Linked DNA regions of Homo sapiens: region 1 is linked to region 2. A link is a loop called in an ENCODE intact Hi-C map of the cell type or tissue named here. Cell type or tissue: endothelial cell of umbilical vein. All regions are shown on one strand. Links, peaks and the distances in the headings refer to the core of each region. The heading gives the core; the rest is flanking DNA.

Evidence for each region. A loop is a pair of places that touch in the nucleus more often than their neighbours do. Peaks named below come from ENCODE experiments on the same cell type or tissue, not always from the same donor. Only the 100,000 strongest peaks of a DNase experiment are listed, where the experiment ranks them.
Region 1: a loop joins it to region 2, with 3 times the contacts of the local background. A loop is called at or near these places in 18 of 110 quality-filtered maps.

Annotation. Positions count from the first base shown.
Region 1 is chrX:154,041,931-154,052,233 of GRCh38, forward strand. The region is part of intron 1 of MECP2 (methyl-CpG binding protein 2); the gene reads right to left. Among named protein-coding and RNA genes, the nearest start is that of MIR718, 27 kb to the left of the region's middle. In endothelial cell of umbilical vein, for the core only: no CTCF peak of the experiment used is centred there; a DNase peak (open chromatin) is centred at 4,671; H3K27ac peaks cover 1,869 bases.
Region 2 is chrX:154,092,695-154,102,997 of GRCh38, forward strand. It overlaps MECP2 (methyl-CpG binding protein 2), which reads right to left and starts at 5,023. Exons shown (of 3, transcript NM_001110792.2): 1 at 4,910-5,023. The coding sequence starts at 4,971. RefSeq lists an enhancer at 4,039-4,128 and silencers at 4,449-4,528, 4,589-4,648, 4,625-4,863, 4,949-5,308. In endothelial cell of umbilical vein, for the core only: no CTCF peak of the experiment used is centred there; DNase peaks (open chromatin) are centred at 4,467 and 5,207; H3K4me3 peaks cover 1,127 bases; H3K27ac peaks cover 785 bases.

The DNA of each region.
Region 1 (10,303 bases), core at 3,299-5,798, 51 kb before region 2:
GCCCCCCCTTGTACTGGCTGCTTCCACCCTAAAGTGTCATCCAGATGGTGTTTCCAATTCTTTCTACTTCCAGTATTAGCTGCAGAATTACGGAATCAAGGAGGCTTCTCTGCATGAATCAATAAAGGCTATAGCACTTTGAGACACAAGCTTTGGCCCTTTAAAAATGTGAGAAATCAAACTGGCACAGGCAGAGTGTCTCAGTGGTCTCCAGGGAGCAAGAGAGAATGAGGTTCAGCTTGAAGGCTACAAGGGTGGAGCCTGAGGTTCAGCTGCCCTGCTCTGAATTCGCAGTCCATTTCTTAATCCTCCACTTTTGAGAAGATGCGAGAAACCAGTTATGTTTTGCTAAGCTTAAATAAAATGCAGTTCTTGCCAACCAAAAGCAGAACCCTCCCCAAATACAGGCAACCAGTGCCATACAGCAAATCTCATCTTTATAGATGTGTAAAATGAAAACCGAAACACAAGCCCACCACATACAGGTTAAAAAATTCCTGCTGTGGAGAACAGTTTGGCAGTTTCTCAAATGTTAAACATGGAGTTACCATATGACCTGGCAATTTTACTCCTAGCCATACACTCTCAAAAAGCCACAACTATGCCGGGTGCGGTGGCTCACGTCTGTAATCCCAGCACTTTGGGAGGCTGAGGTGGGTGGATCACCTGAGGTCAGGAGTTTGAGACCAGCCTGGCCAATATGGCGAAACCTTGTCTCTACTAAAAATACAAAAAAATTTAGCCGGGCATGGTGGTGAGTGCTACCTGTAGTCCCAGCTACTCAGGAGACTGAGGCAGGAGAATTGCTTGAACCTGGGAGGTGGAGGTTGCAGTGAGCAGAGATCGTGCCACTGTAATCCAGCCTGGGCGACAGAGCAAGACCTTGTCTCAAAAAACCAAAACAAACAAACAAAAAACCAAAACCAGTAACCAAACAGATATCCGTACACCAGTGTTCATGGCAGCACAGTTTACAACAGCCAAATGGTGGGGGCAACCCAAATATGCATTCCCAAGGGATGGGTGGATAATCAAAACCTCATTATCTATAGGATATAATATCATTCAGCCTCAAAAAGGAAAGAAATTCTGACACATGCTACAATGCAGATGAACCTTGAGGACATTACGCTCAGTGAAAGAGGCCAGACACAAAAGGCCAAATAGTGCATAATTCCATTTATAGGAAATGTCCAGAATAGGCAAATCCATAGAGACAGGAAGTGGATGAGTTGTTGCCAGGGGCTGCGGGTAATAAGAGGTGACTGCTCCTGTGTCTGGGGTTTCTTTTGGGTGCTGAAAGTGTTCTGGAATGACACAGAGGCGATGGTTGCACAACTCTGTGAATGTACTAAAAGACACTGAATTGCACATTTTATTTTTAAACAATTTTTTCTGTGAGCCTATGAATTATACTGAAGAATGAATTGTACACTTTAAATGAGTAAATTTCATGGTATGTGAATTATATCTAAATTAAAAAAAACAACAACATTAAAACAGCAGCTGACCACCAATTATTCTAAATCATAAAGATAGGTTTTGTGATGCCTGGCCAGTGCTCAGAGCCCACACAGCTGTCTCAGAGCAAGTCTATCTGGCTGTGGCACAGAGCCCCGGCAGATAGATGGGCTGTCCGTCTGAGGAAGAGGCCAATGTGGGGACCTATAGTGATACATGACAGACTGGACCAAGCCAACCTGAATGTGAAACTCTGAAGCCCAGGACACAATAACCATGACAATCAGAAAGGAATTTAGTTCAAGAAGTTTAATGAGTAGGCATTTAGCCAAGTGGAAGGTTGTTGGCTATTCTGAGGACATTTGATCTTTTTTTTTTAATTGTGGTAAAATACACATAACATAAAATTTATCATTAATAGCATTTAGTACATTCACAATGTCATGCGACCATCACTACTCTCTAGTTCCAAAGACAACCCTTTACCCATTAAGCAGTTGCTCCCCACTCCCACTCCTCTCAGCCCCTGGTAACCACTAATCTATTTGTCTCCACAAATCTGCCTACTGTTGACACTTCATATAAGTGGAATAATACCCTCCCCTGGAAAGCCTGTCTTTTAAAAAATGATTTTCATTTAAAAAAGTTTTTTTGCTTAACACAGTGGCTCATACCTGTAATCTTAGGAAGGCAGAGGCAGGAGGATTGCTTGGGCCCAGGAGTTCGAGATCTGCCTGGGCAACATAGTGAGATCCCGTTATTCACAAAAAGGGGGAAAAAAGACCAGGAAAAAAAAAAATCCCAAAACTAAACAACGAAAAAGTTTTTTTTAGGGAGATAGGGTCTCGCTGTGCTGCCCAGGCTGGGCTCAAGCGATCCTCCTGCCTCAGGCTCTCAAGTAGCTGGGACTACAGATGAGCTACCACGCCCAACTTAGAAACATGTATTTTTTTCAGATTAGCTCATCATTCCCTGGTAACTTCTCCAATGATTTCCCCTTGCATCTCTGCCACTATATTCTAGCAGGGTTCTCACACTGATCCTACACACAAGTGGTTAGAGACTCACCAGGCCAAGCTCACCTCCAATTCCAAATACCTAGTCCTCAAGGTCCAAGTGGCCTGTTTCCATAGACACTGACACTGTGCATGACTTTTCTGTCCTCAGCTGCTGGCTTTCTCCATTTCTTGTTGATAATGTTTTTTTCTTACCTTTACATACTTCATGTAAATAAGTTTCACAGACTTTTAACAAAGTGTTGGCTGCTTTTATCAAAGAAGAGAAAATCTGCCAAAATAAATTTTCACCATGAAGGCAACACATTTTGGGGAACAAGAAAGGGCAGAAAGGAGATCTCTTTTACTAGAGAACTCTGCTTAAGGACTGGCTCATTTGATCCAAACATCTCATCAGTAACTTGGAGTGAGTGCCCTTGTTTTCGTCATCTTGCGTCTCACTAGTGTAGGTCAGTCCACATCAGCCTGCCTGACGTACTTGGTTCGTAATGCTGACATCTGAGCCCCCATGTTTATTTCACCCTGATTCTACTGAAATGACCAACGAAATGCAAAACAGGAGGAAATATCTCTATCAATGCCTTCAGAGGAACCGCTGTAGAATGTGGTGTGGCTGGGATCCATGCGAGAGAAGCAGCTCTCACACGATTCCACCACAGTTAAACACATGGGCAAAGGAGGGACCTGCCGGAGGTATGAGGATTCCGTAGCAGAGCCCAAGAAAATCTGCAAGATCAGAGAAACTGGGCCTAAGAGCCAGACTGGCAGAAGTACGGTTTGCCGGTGGCAAATAGAAGGACCTGAACCACCAGTGCCCTAGGTGGAGAGGTCAGTGACAGGCTGGCCAGGTTTTCCTGGGCACTGCTGGGACAGAGAGAGACACCAATATAGAGGAGATTCTACCTGTCTCAAGAATCTGCCAGCAGCACCCTGGGTCCCCACCCTGACTCCAGCTGCTGCCACAGGGGAAGCAGCAGGGACTGAAGCTCCACCCCATAAACAACTCTAGGGACTGGGGATCAAACAAGTACCAACAAATTAGTAACTGTCCTGTGTACAAATACAAATTAGGTGGAAACTATAATGATTGAACACCAGTCATTCCAGTCAAGATCCCAACTGGAGGCCGGGCGCGATGGCTCAAGCCTGTAATCCCAGCACTCTGGGAGGCTGAGGCGGGCAGAACACGAGGTCAGGAGTTCGAGACCAGCCTGGCCAACACAGTGAAACCCTGTCTCTACTAAAAATACAAAAAAATTTTAGCCTGGTGTGGTGGTGCGCGCCTGTAGTCCCAGCTACTTGGGAGGCTGAGGCAGGAGAATCGCTTGAACCCAGGAGGCGGAGGTTACAGTGAGCCGAGATTGTGCCACTGCACTCCAGCCTGGGCAACACAGCAAGACTCTCGTCTCAAAAAAAGAAAAAAGATCTCAACTGGATTTTCTTTGGAATCTGACATTTACCTAGAATAGGCATCTGAGGACAGCCAGAAGGAGTGTGTGTGTGTGTGTGTGTGTGTGTGTGTGTGTGTGTGTGTGTGTGCAGGGGGGGGGATGGCTTCCTTCTGGTAGCCACTGCTCTAGGGAGTATTTCTCACCATCATGTCACAAAGCACACAACAGGAGCACTCTCACATGGATTAGGGAATTAGATGCAGACCTCCTGCACAACTGCCCTCTTCCAGTCCTAGTAAGATAAGACACAAAAGAAAGGCAGGGAAGGAGAGTGTGAAGGGAAGATTTCAGCACACAAAGGAAAGGGGTGTAATTCAAAGCAGTCTGAGAAAAGACTCCAGAGGACAAAGCAGCAGCAAAGCCAGGCTCCTGCCCCGTCCCCCAGAAACCACCCTAGGGAGCGGGCAACGCCCTGGGAATTTGCAGTCAGTAAGCTGGAGAGAAGCAACCAAGTGGGAGTCCTTCACTTTTTCCTTTTAGACCCAGAAACTCCAGCTGGGAGGTGCAGGAGAAATGGCAAAGTGCCCAGTGAGCCAGCCCAGCTCTGTGGGAAGCAACTGCTCTTAGGTATACACAGATTATGGAACCACCCAGAGACTGAGGTGCCCCCTATCCCCATGGAAATGGCACACACATCCCTCGTGCAGCTAGAGTGAGCCTTAGTAAGACATCCAACACAGTTCTTAGAACAAAGAGAAGAATCCAGATAGGGCTGAAGACTACATGGCTGCAGCTCCCTCCAGCGTGCAAATTCTCTCCGGATACAAGATAACAAGCCTGCACGCGATAGCTCAGAGGGGAAAACAGCAAGAGAAGATGCCAAGAAACTGGGAAGAGAGAGCCAAGAATTCCTCCACTGTCTCAAAGCAAACAGAACGACTATGCAGAGCCATCCAAGCCTGAGCCAAGACGAAAAGAAGTGACATGGTAACTAGGCAAACATATTATGGCCAGAAGAAAAAAAAGAGGCCCAGGGAGGGAGATGGCACGAGAAAGGCAAAGTCTCCCACCAAGAAGAGAATACACAAGGAAGGGAAAAAAATTCCCCACAACTTCATAAGAACATGTTCCCAATAAAAGAGTTCAAAGATGGGATGATAAAACAGAATAAGATGAAAAGACAAATTTCCAACCTAGAGAAACAAACTGCAGACCAAAACACATCATTATGAAACTAATAAATACATTGAAAAACAGCCAGAAACAGAATATACATAGCTGAAAATCAAATTAGACAAAGTGAATGCAGATGAAAAAGACAAAAGCTAAACCAATTACGGCAAAGCTAATAGCATTGGAAGAGAGACAAAGACAATCCAACATGAGGAATTTGTGTCCCTGAAGTACAGAACTCAACAAATGGAACAGAAGATGCTGTCAAAGATCCATAAGAGAGCTGACCTGAAACAGCAACGACTACATCTGCAGACTGAAAGAATACACCATGTTCCCAGGACAATTTGATAAAGAATGCTCAATAGCAAGCCAGACTCTAGTCAACCTACTCAACTTCAAGGATAAAGAAAGCATTCTTCAGGCACCTTGGGATTCTTCCAAGGGGGAAACATCAGAAGACCAGACAGAATGTCTACAAAGTTCTGAGGCAGCTTAGCGCAGTGGTGGTGGGGGAGAGGTCAGAGGTAAATTCAGAGAGATGGACAGGGGCCAAAAGCCTCTCTGAGAAGACGAAATCTGAACACAGATCTGAAGGAAGTGAGTGGTGAGGGAGCAGGTCAAGTAAAGAGGGGTCCAGCCAATGAGGAGCAGCAAGAGCCAAGGCTCTGACTCTAGCAACATTATGGCAAGTTCCAGGAAGAGCAAGAGCAGTGGGAGCCAGGTGAGCAAGGGAGAGAATGGTAGAGAATGAGCTCAAATAGGCAAGGAGGGATCATGTTCCATGTGGCTGCTGAGGCAGGCCCAGTTACACAATTTGTGGAGCCTGGTGCAAAATGAAAATGCAGGGCCTCTTGTTCAAAAATTAAGAATTTTGAGATGGTGAGAGTAGAGTATTAAACCAAGCCTGGGTTCCAGCAAGCCCATGGGCAGTTACAAAGGCCCATGAAGCTGGCTCTGCTTTCAAGTAATGGACTTCGGGTTTTATTCTGAGAGGGTTTTTCTCAAGGGAGTAACCTGATCTAATAAACATTTTTCAAAGAGCCCATCTGAGGCTGGGCACACTGGTACACGCCTGTAATCCTGCATTTTGGGAGGCCAAGGCGGGAGGATTGCTTGAGCCTGGGAGTTCGAGACCAGCCCGGGCAACATAGGGAGACCCCAGTCTCTACAAAAAATATAAAAATTAGCCAGGTGTGGTGGTGCATACCTGTAGTCTCAGCTACTTGGGAGGCTGAGGTGGGAGGACTGCTTGAGCCCAGGAGGTTGAGGCTGCAGTGAGTCGTGACTGTGCCATTGCATTCCAGCCTGGGTGACAAAGGGAGACCTTATCTCAAAAAAAAAAAAAAAAAGCCCATTCTAACTATGGGAAGATATAGAGTAGAGGGAGTGGGGCAGGAGGGCACAAGATGCCACAGGGGGGCTCTGCAGAAGCAGATGTTGGGTCACGGTTTGAGGTGTAAGATGTTCATCAGGAACTGACATCCATAAAGGGAGGTGGGAAGAAGTCAAAGAGAAGGCCCTATAAGGGCCTTGTACCCTTACCTCGCTCAGTCACCAGGGTGCTGTCCTGGAAATGGCGTGACCTTGGGTGAGGAGGCTCTTGCAGCTGAGGCTAACCGGAGTGTCCGCAGGGCATCCAGAGAGGAGAGTGACCTCCGGGTCTGCCACGTGAGACTACTGCAGAGTCTAGGCAGGGATGCAGGGAGCTGGTCTAGGTGCCATCCCTGAAGGGCATGGGCACCGGGACAGCGAAAGGGCGAGAGATCCAGGACTCTGGCTTCCGTTTCTCATGTTTTTGATACTGAGGTATTTAGCTTTCTAGAGGCCTAAAGGGCAGCTGGATGTATGAATCTGGAGTTCAGGGGAGAGGTCTGAAGAGCCAGGCGAGTGCGTGAGGGCGTGCTGAATATAAGTGTAAACAACCCTCCCCCTGCTATTTGGAGTTGTGATGAGGAGAAAGAATCAGCAGAGGAGACAGAGAAAGAGGAGTCAGTGCAGAGAAGGAAGATCAGACATATCTGTCAAGATTATTGGTGGCAATCAATAGAAACCAACTCTAGCTGATTTATGCAGACAAGGACTGATGAAAAGCTATTGAAGATGCATGTGGTGATGGTTGCACAATATAAATGTGCTCAATACCACAGAATTGTACACTTAAAAATGGTTAAGGCAGTACATTTTATCTTTTGTGTATTTTACTGCAATTTTTAAAACTAGGGGGAAAAGGCTACTGGGTGATAAGAGAATCCCTAGAGGGTTGGAGGAACAGGTTTGAGTCCAGTTGGCTAGGAACAATACTTCAAATCCTTCTGCCAAGCCAGTCCAAACAGCCAGCACTGCCTGTGCGACCCTGCAAGGCAGCAGCACTGGCCACTGGCACTGTGGCCTAGGAGCTCGTCTTTCCTGCAGCCCCAATGCCAGGAGACACGGCTCTCCTGCCTGGCCCTGCTCCTCCTAGCATGTGAGTCTGACTGGCAGAGGCCAGGGTACATACCTACACCCTCGTGTAGAACTCAGGTAATTTCTTTCTGTAAGGGGCCAGATAGTATTTTCCACCTTGTGGGCCAGACAGTATCTGTCACAACCAGCCCACCTGCTGTTGTACAGGAGAGCAGTCTTGGACAATGCACAAAGGACGGGGTGGAACTGGGTCCTGGTAAAGCTTCATTTACGAAAACAGGCAGTGGGCCGGACTTGGCCCTTGAGATACCGTTTGCCAACTGCTGCCCTGACCGAAAGGGAAGCTAGGCAAATAAGCATCTGGCATTTGCAGTGACTACAATCAGAGGTCGCCAGGCCTCCCATCAACTCGTGAGGTGAGAATTCTCCCAAACCCAGAGGGTTCAAGATGTGAGGTGAGATGGCCACCTGGAGAGTATGAGGTACCAGAAGAGACACAAGGAAAGGGCTGAGAAGGAGTGACAGCCACTGATGACTGTTAAGATTATTTCATGGAATGTGGAAAAGCAAGTGTTCATGGAGCAAGCTGAGCAAGGAGCAGCAGGCAAGGAAGAGGGCCCATGAGTGGAGAGAACTCTTAGAGAGTTTGGCTAAAAGGAGAAACAGAGACTGAGCAGGAGCCAAGGAGGTATGCGCTGAAGGGAGCTCAGTTACGATGGTAAATTCTAAAACAAGTTCGTCTGGTGATGGGCACAGTTCACAAGAGGAGGGAAGACCAATGGAGTCCCAGGGGCATCAAACAGTGGTTGACACTGCAAGCTGGGAAGACAGTAAGTCCTCATCATAGGCAGAGCTAAGTTAGAACTCCGTGGGTGGAGTTCCAGAGATGACCAACTCCAGGATACGACCATGGGAATGAGTGGCAGAAGAGACAGGGAAGGAGCCAGGCACTAGGAGGGCGGCCTACATGCGTGTGTGTGCTGGAGTCAGGAACTGGCACGGAATCCTCAATAAGAGGACTGACTGGGGCAGTGAGCAAGCCCACAATCAGGGGTCTGTGGGCCGAGAGGCTGTGTCACAGTCCCCCTATGCCATGCCTGGAGGCACATGGGATCAGAGACCTCTGAGGACTTGGCAGGAGGCACAGGCGTGGAGAGGCAGGGCCTAACCCAGGTGTGTGTGTCGCGGGGGGGAGGGGGGCGGTGGTTAGGCAGGGCTCTTTGGGGAAGAGATACCTGACAGGGTCTTCAAGGATAAGCACGACAAGGCAAGGCCACAGGGGAAGGAAAGGAGAAGAGAAGGGGACTTGGGCAGGGGAGCCAATGACAAAGGCCAGGAGTGCAAGAAACATGGTACCTGGGAGGAACTACAAGCAGTCCTGGACTGCTGAGGGCTATGTCCATAAGAAAAGCAGCAGCAACAGAAGGGGCCACAAAGAGAAGCAGGAGCCACATGAGGGGCCCTGATGTCACTCAAACACAGGGTGCCACTCTTGGGTTTAAAGCAGGGGAATGAGATTGATGATAGGGATTGTGTGGAAGATAGAGAGGTGGAGGAAAGATCATAAGTTATCATGGGAGTCCCAGAGCAAGATGAGGGATTGAACCAGGACAGCGGTAGAAGGGATGACAGAAGACAAAAGAGGGACAAACAGTTAAAGGAACAATTTGTGGGACTTGGTGGCTCCCTTGGATGTGGGCAGTGAAGGGCAGGGGCCTGTTGGGTTTCCAGCTTGGGTGACTGGTATGGCTATCAACTGTGACAGAAAACAGTGGACATGGCATTTGTCTATTTGGTCTTCTGATCTACCTTATCTTGAAGGAGACAGGGGTGGTAGGGCGCCCAGTGGGTTGAGAAGAATGGAAGGGAGAAAGAGGGCAGAAATCTCTCAAATGTTTTGCACAGTAAAATCTGACTAAAATGCACACACGCCCCACAAGCCTTTTTCTTTTTTTTTCCCCCCAAGAAGCAAAACAAGTTTTATTTCCATAGTAGTTCCTTTTAGTGCTCTCTGTCGCCACCTAATGGATGGCCTGGTGGAAGAGGCTCAAGAGGTAGCAGCCTAGCCTATTCCACGGCAGAGGAATCAAACTCACCCAGGCAGGGAGAACGGGACTGCACCTGGGTGGGGGAGGACCAAAAGAAGCCCAGCTGCTTCTGGAAGATCATTGGGAGTCTCTTCTGGAAGACCAGGGGCTCTTGGAGCTAAAATAGACGTTCGTTCATTAATAATACCTACTTCAACAACTTAAGATCATGTTCAGCGGATGCACATCAACCTTGACTTGTCTGTGCTCCCCAAATCAATATGCCTCAATATTGAGGCATATTGAGGGAACAATCTGTAGATATTCATGAAATTGTCTGGTGGGACAAAAATTGTGGGGCACTTGAGCCTAGCTGAACTCAGTTTTAAGTTCTAGCATTTAACACACCACCTCTAAGTTTACGTGTACTTTATGAGTGCAGGAATGCAACAAAAAAATCTAGTGTAAAGTCCTGGCCCTCAGGGCAAAGCAAGGGAACTACAACTCTTGCTGCGAACTGCCTTCCTCCCACAGATGTGGCACATTCACAAATCACATTCATTGAACAAGAAATGGAACAAGTGCCACACCAGAGGTGACAAGAAGAGGGGACCATACAATAATAGGTAACTTCCCTGTCACACGAGACTGCTTGGAGACAAGGATACAGAGCCCAGCATAGGAGATGGGACAAAATGATGAGGGTCAAGGACCACACCTGGTTTAACTCCCAGTGAAGAGTTTTAGCCAGTAAAGAGCTGCAAGAAGGAAATCACACACCACGAAGAGGCCACTAAGATAAACGCTTGAATCTGATTAAGTTTTCACC
Region 2 (10,303 bases), core at 3,932-6,431:
ACCTAGAGGCAGTCTCCCTTCTTTTTCAAGCAGCTGAATGAAGTTGCAATAAGCTGCTGTAACAACATCACATAAAGGGGCTTTAATCCTGAGAGAAAAAATCAGCACCAAGGGAAACCAAGTGCTCTGGGAGACCCAAAGCCATCATCCAAAACATGCAAGTCTATTTCAGGGCAATCAGTTTTAAGCCTCTCAGATCAGTCAATCTCGATGTTCAACAAACTCAGTTATTAGTTTGATAGTTTCTCTTTTTCTTTTGAACACATGTTCAAAAAAGGACTTTTGTCAGTACCTTTTTTGTCATTAAGATAACCATCATTTCCTAGTTAAAGCCTAAACTGCCCCATATGAATTAGCTAATTTCTGATACTATGCTGGCCCAAGAGTAGCACTTTTATAAGCTAAAAACGAAAGCTCAGAGCATACAACTTAGAGACTATTCACACAATTACTCATGTAATCAAACCCAGAAGAAGGGCAACACCAACCAAGTCTTTTACTGGTCTGTTGCTGCTCTACAGCTACCAGGATGGTACCTAAAATTATCTTTTGAGGTTCAGTGAGGCCTCATAATTCCCTTAAACAGTCAAGTCATAGAATACTTTGAAATCCCAGAAGTCAAGTTAATAGTATTACTCGGCTAGCTATATAATAAAAACCAAACTGGTATCCTGGCTAGGAGGCCCTGGAAAAGTCACAACTTCTCAGGGACACAAGTTTTTTTTGTTTGTAAACTGATGGTGCTGGACTAAGAATCCTTCTAGTTCTTAAAGTTTAAGATAATTAACTTAAGATTTCATGTCAAAAAGAAAAGAGCCAGAGGCTGGGTGCGGTGGCTCACGCCTGTAATCCCTGCACTTTGGGAGGCTGAAGCGGGTGGATCACGAGGTCAGGAGTTCAAGACCAGCGTGGCCAAGATGGTGAAACCCCGTCTCGACTAAAAAAAAAAAAAAAAAAAAAAAAAAATACAAAAATTAGCCAGGCGTGGTGGCAGGTGCCTGTAATCCCAGCTACTTGGGAGGCTGAGGCAGAGAACTGCTTGAGCCCGGGAGGCAGAGGTTGCAGTGAGCTGAGATCGTGCCACTGCACTCCAGCATGGGTGACAGAGTGAGACTGTCTCAAAAAAAAAAAAAAAAAAAGAAAGAAAGAAAAGAGAAAATGAGAGCAGTTTATGAAATCTAAAAAAGAAAGTTAATATATATATAAAACACCCCTAGCTCTTGGGCTAGGAAGACAAGTGCATCCTTACTAAGGCTTGGTCCTGTCAACTTCAGAGGCAATAATGAGAGCCCAGACTACAGTGTCTACAGTAACTGCAAAACAGCCACACAGCACAGCGGGAACACATTCACACGCCAGGAGACCCAGCATACATGTGCTTGAAGAAGTTATAAGACTCAGGCTTTATTCTCTAACGAAATGGTCATTCCCCCTTTGATGTGGGGGTGGGGGTGGGGATGCCCTGCCCACCCCCCAATTCCGGCTCCCACTCAGTTATCCCACATACCATACATACCATCAAAGTATTTAAGCAATGGCATGCAAAGCAAGCTTTCGACAGGTTTCTTGCAAGAGAAAGGCAGAAGAGAACAGGTAAAAGCAGAAGAGCACACAGGTAAAAGCAGAAGAGCACAACTTCTACTTAAGCCCAAAGAAGAGGGACCTGTTCACATCTTGTCCTACCCGGAATGATGCACACGCACAGGGGCTTGCCGGGACAGCAGTAGTTTCACTGGAAAGGGCTGGTATGGAGGCACCGAGGACAAGGTCCTTCCATCGCAGCGGTGATAATGCTCTACCCAAGAAAAAAAGATTGCGTCTGCCAGCCACGCAAGACTGGTCTGCAAGGATGTCACCATAGCAGAGGGCAGGGAAAACAAGCAGGTGTCCTGCCACACTCTTTGGGACTGGCCAGTCTAGGAGTGTGCTTTACCCCACGCACTGAAAACACTGGTTACTAGAAATATCAAACATTTCCTGTGATTCTCTCCTCCAAGATAACTCGGGCAGCTTGAGAACAAGCTGCTCTTAGCTAATTAAAAGATTTCTGCTGATATTAACCTTTATAAAAGATTTCAGGTTCCAGGACACGTCATTTATCATGCAGAGTCCCAAGCAGGTACATTAGCAATGGAAACCAGGCTCCAATAAGGAACTAACAATTTTATCTCTGTTGTTCTTTATTTTAGGTTAAAGAAATGAACTTCTCGTTTCATCTCCACATGGGAGGAATGTTCTGGAGGGGGTAACAGCCTATTAAACTCATCTAGCTTTTTTTTTTTTTTTTCAAACTCCACAGCTTGCCTCCCTACCCTACTAGACTAGATTGCACAGAGGCAGGGCAGGCACGGGAAACGACTCTGGTTGGAAATTACAAACATATACACACAGAATGCAAGCACCATAACCCTTTGAATACACAGTGGTTTGTGCCTTGCCCCAGACCTACCTAAGGATTTAAACAGCACAGAAGTCGGAGTTCGGCTGACTGCATGACACTCTCCTATCAATCGGGTGAAACAAAGACCCAGTACTCTAAGCTTAAAGCATTCCAGGCAAAATTTTAGTTAACAGGCAATAGGAAGGTGTGATAGGCCAGTGCTAACAAGAAAGCCACAGATGGGTTTCTTTGAGCTGTTAAGACACTGGAAAGGGCTGGTATGGAAGCCCAGTGGAGCCATTAGGACAATGGAAAAGGAGGTACCCCTCCACCAGGCACTTTGCAGAGAAAACTATACTCTGGAAGCTGCCTGCACTGTTGATAGGGCTAGACGTATGATAAACAGCTAACCGGAGGGGCACCCGAGGAGACAAACTGCCAACTATGAAGAACAAAGCAGAGACCTCAACTTGTCACGTCTCAAGCTCAGATGTACAAACTTTGGGATCGTCAAGTGAGGCTCGTGTGTATGCCTGGGGATATGACTGTATTCCAGTGATCAGCCACCTAGCTGACCTGCCACGAATGGGTGACCTGTGGTGACTTACTTTAATCAACTGTAGTACTTCTAGATTGATTGGGTGATTTAAGGTTCTGACATATTCAGGCAAGAAAATAAAAGCAAGTGTTTCCTAGACTTCCTCATTGGGATTTGAAATAGAAATCCTGAAAAGCCCATAAAAGCCTATTTCCCTAAATCCTTGGTGGAAATTCCCAAAAGATTAAAAAATCCAGACCCTGTCTTATTATAGGGACCCAGCAGATTTCAAAAGACTCAAGAGGTCAGCTTAATCTGGTTATTAACTGAAATTGCTGAGATACTGATGAACATTCCAGCCATGGAACCCAAAATTCTCTAGAGTAATAATTACCTATTAGTGCAATGTTACTACTGAGGCCGTATATGCTTCATTTTTACAGTATAACAAAATGTCTAAAACTTATGAGAGTCCTACAACGTCTAGGCCACTCAGTATCACATCCAAGTAGGTATGGTTCCTGGATCACCAACCAACCCCTGAATTCGATCCTGTTATCTCACAGTCTGGGGTACTGATCCCGCACAGCAGAGACACAACGTGTGAAAGGCTCGGCAGAGCCCATTCCTGTTCCTGGAAAAATAACCAGAAGCACACATCTGCCTGACCATGAGTCAGGAATATCAATTTTGTGGTGGAGCCCATTTCTGCTGTGACCAACCCACACCCGAACACACTCGCAACAGAAGCAACCGCCACAGAGCAATTCCAGAATGAGCTTTTTCCCCCTCGGGGTCCATACTTAGCAATGTCATAAACGGTCTCCCCTGCGACAGCAATCCTTTTACACTCTTCATAATGACCTTAAGTCTTTAGTGCAAAACCACAGAAACATTGCCACTGCCATATAAAAGTCATCTGAGTTTCAGTTTGGGTGATTCGGTCATGACCAAACTGAACAGAGGATAACCTTTCAGGCACAATTAACAGGAGCCACAGCGTCGCGATGAACTTGCCCCATCTGGTACCGGTGATCCCGAGCGCTCCAGGGCGATGAGAGCCCGTTACCTACTATGTCCCACTCCACTTATGTAACTGGAAGATCGCCGGCGAAGGGGAGGGTAGGATGGGAGGGTGCTCACATTCCGAGGCCACAGCACTCCAAAGAACCTCTGAGCACCCTGGGGACACGCTCGCACCTTAGAGCCTCTGGCGCCGAAGAGCCTCGGGTGCTGCTGGACGCACAGTCCCCTACCCACGGCTCCTGATGGGAACTATAACCACCTCTTTATGATGAGTTGTGGGACCCAGAACACAATGTCTAGTCCCTTTTGTGGATAATAATCCCCACCTACTTGTTCCTGCTAGATGGGGAAAGGAGCCGGTGGACCTACTCGCTCGCGGGGGGGTAGCGGGGGGCAGAAATTCATGGAATGGGCGAGAAGGAGGGGGAGGCAAAGCCCAGAGATGGGGGTGAGAGCTCAGGAGCCCTTGTGGCGCACTCTCCCGACGGGAGGCGAAGTGCGCACGCGCGCCGGTGGGGGGGCCGAGTAACGGGAGAGGGGGCGCGCGAGGGAGGGAGGGGGAGAGCGCGATCCAGGGAGAGGCCGGGGCCGCGGGCGCGCGACGGCGCCGCGGCCCAAAGCCCCGAGAAGGGCAGGAGCGCGCGCAGCCCCGACAGGCGAAGCCCCGGCGACAGGGGCGCCCGCGGGGCCGGGGGCCGGGATGCGCGTCGAGGGCGGGAGGAAGAGGGGCGTCAGGCGAAGGCGGCTCCAGGGAGGCCGCGCCGAGGACGGTCACCCGCGAGCAGGGGTGACGGGCCGAGGGGAGAGTCGCCACCGGCGGCGGCGGGAGGGGGAGGGTAGAGAGGAGGGACGCCATCCGCCAGCCGTGTCGTCCGACCCCGCGGGCCCCTCCCGCGCCACGTCCCGCCCCTGACCCCCGCCCCCCGGCAAGGGTCCCCGCCCGCGGCCACGGCGGTCCCACTCACAGTCTCTCCTCCTCGCCTCCTCCTCCTCCTCCGCTCGGCGCGGCGGCGGCGGCGGCGGCCATTTTCCGGACGGCTTTTACCACAGCCCTCTCTCCGAGAGGAGGGAGCGCGCGCGCCGCCGACGCCGGGACCCCGCACGGCCGACGTCGCGCCCCGCCCTCTTGGCCGGCCCGCGCGCTGCTGCACCTGCGCGCCCGCGCCCCGCCCTCGGCGCCGCTGCGAGCCCGCCCGTCATTGGCTGTGATGGCCGGGCTGGGACGGGGAGGACGGGGGAGGGGGGAGTCTCAGCGGCGATGCCGTCAATTGGCGAGATTTCCTGTCCATTTCGGCCAGGGAAAAGGGGGCGGACCCCTCCAGCTGTTGATTGGCTGCTTTCGGCCGTCGTTTGGGGAAAAGAGGCGGCTTGGGCGCGGAGGGACTGGTTTAGTGGGCGGAATTTGAATGTTAAGGATTAATGGACCCTTGCGGATGCTGGGGCAAGTGAAGGCCTAGGCTTGGGACGCCTGTTTGCGCTGCTCTGAGGGGCGATTGACCCTCTGTCCACAGATGCACCGAGTGCGCTGCAATAAGCGTTTCATTGCACCCACATTTTCTCAATATCACTATCTTCGGCAGAAGCAGCAAAGTTGCCCACCCTGGAGCCTGACGTTGCCCCAGCTGAGGGGCCTTGGTTTCAGAGGCCTACTCAATGCATTATTTCATCCGAGCCTGCCCAGTGCTCACACTCTCATAGAGGCGGGGAATAAACTGACAACAAATCGCAACCCTGGCTTTCGCAGAACTCTGGCGGGGGAAGAGAGTGCATGCCAAGGCCTCGTGACACCTGTCACTGTTGGATCAGATGGTTTGGTGGAGGTGTGAATAAGGGGCAATGTTAGCTCTGCCTGGAAGATATGATTTGGGAGCTGAGATCCAGCAATTTTTCACTTTCCTAGAAGAGTTGATTTGGAGCTGAGATCCAGCAATTGTGTTTTGGGAAAATAAGAGTATGAGAAAACTGTTAGCTAACCAGGTGTTCAGGACAGGAGTGTTTGTTAAGGGGACCTTACCCTGATGCCAGTCATTATCCAATCCATTCAATGATCCTTCTGTTAGTTCTATGCTTAGCAAGAAAACCTGATTCTGATTTGGCTGCTTGCCCCCATTCATTTATTGACTACCTGCTATGTGCCAGGCACTCTTCCAGGCTCTGGATGCACGGTACTGAACAGACAGCAAACTAACATTCTTGCCGGGAAGATTCATACTAGCATACAAATAAGTATAATATATCATTTCACATAGTGATAAGGGCTTTGAGAAAGATAAACTAAGTGAAGGGGGTGCTATTTAGATATCTGCTGGTTTTCACCCTCATTTTACTCCCTCATATGAATATCTGGGGAAAGAACATTCCAGGCAAGTTCAAAGGACATGAGGAGAGACTATGCCTGGCATGTTGGGGACTAACGAGGAAGTCAGTGTTGCTGGAGAGTGGTAGGGAATGTGATTGGAAAGGCAGCTGGGGCCACTATGAGAACTGGGAGTTCATTCTTTTTTGGGGGGGGTGGGGATGGGGTCTCATTCTGTCACCCAGGCTGCAGTGCAGTGGCGCAATCTTGGCTCACTGCAACGTCCACCCTGAGCTCAAGCGATCCTCCCTCCTCAGCGTCCTAAGTAGCTGGGACCACAGATGCGAACCACCACGCCTGGCTAAGTTTTTGTATTTTTGATAGAGATGGGAGTTCACCATGTTGCCCAGGCTGGTCTCAAACTCCTGAGTTCAAGTGATCCGCCCGCCTCGGACTCCCAAAGTGCTGGGACTACAGGCGTAAGCCACCGCACCCGGCCAGAACCGAGAGTTTATTCTAAGATGAGAAGCCCTCAGAGGATTTTGAGCCAGGAGCTGTCTGATCTATGTTGCAGGTGTAGAGTGGAGAACTGGACGTGATGAAACAAAACTACAGCACAAGGCTAGTTGCAAGGCCCTGGAACAGTCTAGGAGAAAGAGTTGATGGTAGCTTTAACTAGGGTGGCAGCAGTGCAGCTCTGAGAAGTTGTGAGATTCAAGATATGTTTTCAGAACTGAACAAAAGGATTGGATGTAGGGCATAGAGCAAGGGAAGAAACAAGGATGATTCCTGAGATTGGGGCCTGAGCAACTGGGGAAATAAGGGTGCTTTTCACCATAGTGGGGAGAACTACAGGAAAAGTACATTTTCAGAGGTGCAGATCAAGAGTTCTGCTTTGGCTGTATTAAGCTTGGGGTGCCCAGTGGTGTGAAAGTGGAGATGTTGAGTAAGCCATTGGGTGTGCGATGCTGAAGTATAGAGATGCGGCTAAAGCAGTCCAAAAGTCATCACGCTGAACATCCAATTCAAGAAGCCATAAAGAAATGACAGAGTAAGCCTGCAAAAGTAGAAGAAAGAAAAATAAGGATGAATAAAACTTAATGAAATAGAAACAAATGATGGAGAGGATTGAGAAAATTTTAAACCTGCTTCTTTGAAAAGCTGAAAAACAAAAGCCAACCCTCTAACAAGCTGGATATAAAGAGAAAAGAGAAAAGTAAATTATGTTACTCATGAAAAGGTTTTATTATGCACTGTGTGTCAGTAAATTTGAAAACATAAGCAAAAGGAATACATTCCTAGGAAAGTACAGCTTACCAAAACCGACTTTAGAAACAGAAAATCCCTGTAACCACAATGAAATTGACTATGTATTTAAAAAGCTACCCATCCTCCTACACACAGACACAGACACGCAGACACACACAGACACACACGCACACAGAGAGAGAGAGAGAGAGAGAGAGAGAAACAGACCAAGAGGGCTTTATGGATGACTTCTACCAAATCTTTAATGAGTAGGCAATTCCAATCATACACAGAAAAGAAATAAATGTCTCCAAACTTATTTTACTAGACTAATATATCTACTATGATGAGCCAAGAAAAGTATGACACAAGATGTGGAAATAAGTTTTAAAATTCTAGACAAATAAACTGAATCCTGCAGTATATGATCTATCACAACCGAGTTGAGTTTTATCCTAAGAATGCAAATATGGTTTAAAATTAGAAACCCAACCTTAACAAACTTAAGGGGAAAAACACTACATAATTATTTCAATAGATGCAGAAAAAGCATTTGATAAAATTCAACATCTACTTATGATTTTTTTTAAAAATCAGAGAACTGGAGTTCAAGACAAGCCTGGGCAACATAGCAAGAAGCAAGACCCCGTCTTTACAAAAAAAATTTAAAAATTAGACAGACGTGGTGGCACACACCTGTAGTCCCAGCTCCCTGGAAAGCTGAGGTGGAAGGATCACTTGAGCCCAGGAGTTTGAGGCTGCAGTGAGCTATGATTGCACATTGCACTCTAGCCTGGGCAACAAAGCAAGACCCTGTCTTTAAAAAAAAAAAAAAAAAAAAAAAGGTGACCAGGCACGACGGCTCACGCCTGTAATCTCAGCACTTTGGGAGGCCGAGGCAGGCGGATCACGAGATCAGGGGATTGAGATGATCCTGGCTAAAATGGTGAAACCCCATCTCTACTAAAAATACAAAAAAAAATTAGCCGGGCGTGGTGGCACGCACCTGTAGTCCCAGCTACTCTGGAGGCTGAGGCAGGAGAATCGCTTGAACCTGGGAGGTGGAGGTTGCAGTAAGCCGAGATCGTGCCATTGCACTACAGCCTGGGTGACAGAGCGAGACTCCATCTCGAAATAGATGGATGGATGGATGGATGGATGGATGGATGGATAGATAGATAGATAGATAGATAGATAGACAGACAGACAGACAGACAGATAGATAGATAGATAAAATAAAAGGTTAGGAGAGGGCAAAAAACCTGAATAGACATTTCTCAAAAGAAAACATTTAAATGACCAACAGGTATATGGGAAAAATCTCGCCAGGCACCTTGGCTCACACCTGTAATCCCAGCACTTTGGTAGGCCGAGGTGGGAAGATCACTTGAGTCCAGGAGTTCAAGGCCAGCCTGGTTAACATGGCAAGACCACTGTCTCTAAAAAAACAAAAAATTAGCCAGGCATGGTTGTGCACACTTGTCATCTCAGCTTCTTGGGAGGCTGGGGTGGGAGGATCACTTGAGCCCAGGAGTTTGAGGCTGCAATGAGCCAGGATCGTGCCATTGCACTTTGGCCTGGGTGACAGAGTGAGACCCTGTCTCGAAAAAAGAAAGAGAAGGAAGGGAGGGAGGGAGGGAGGGGAAAAAAAGTTCAACATCACTCATCATCAGGGAAATTCAAATCAAAAGCCCAATGAGATACCCCTTCAATTCAGTTAGAATGGCTTTAATCAAAAAGACAAAAGAAGACAAGTTGGCAAAGATGTGGAGAAAAGGGAATACTTTCATACTGTTGGTGGGGTAGTAAGTTAGTATAGTCAACTATGGAGAACAGTATGGAGGTTTCTCAATAAATTGAAAATAGAACTACCAGCAATCCTACTACCGGTATATATCCAAAGGAAATGAAATCAGTATGTGGAAGAGTTATCTGCACTCCCATTTTTATTGAATGACTATTCACAATAGCCAGATACAGAATCAACTTAGGTGTCCACCAACAGGTGAATGGATAAAGAAAATGTGGTACATATATGCAATGGAATAATATTCGGCCATAAAAAAGAATGAAATCCTGTCACTTAAGACAACATGAATGAACCTGGAGGACATAAAGTTAAGGGAAATAAACCAGAAACAGAAAGACAAATACCACATGATCTCAGTCATATGTGGAATCTCAAAAACAAAAAAGAGTTGATATCATAGAAGCAGAGAGTAGAACAGTAGTTACCAGAGACTGGGGAGAGGATCGGGGAGAGGAGGATGGGCAGAGGTTGGTCAACAGGTACAAAGTTATTATTAGATAAGATGAATAAATTCTGGTGTTTTGACCAGGTGCAGTGGCTCACGCTTGTAATCCCAGCACTTTGGGAGACTGAGGTGGGTGACTCACTTGAGGTCAGGAGCTTGAGTGCAGCCTGGCCAACATGGTGAAACCCCATTTCTACTAAAAATACAAAAATTAGCTGGGCATGGCGGCGGGTGCCTATAGTCCCAGCTGCTTGGGAGGCTGAGGCAGGAGAATCGCTCGAACCCAGGAGGCAGAGCAACCTGGTGAGCTGAGATCACACCACTGCACTCCAGCCTGGGTGACACAGCGAGATTCTGTCTCAAAAAAAAAAATTATGTTGTTCTATTGCACAGCAGGGTGACTATGGTTGACAGCAATATATTGTATGTTACAAAATACCTAGAAGAGAGACTTTTGAAAGTTCCCACAACAAAGAAATGGTACATGCATGAGCTGATGGATATATTAACTACCCTGCTTGGACCATTGTGCAACATAAATATATATTGAAATATCAAAT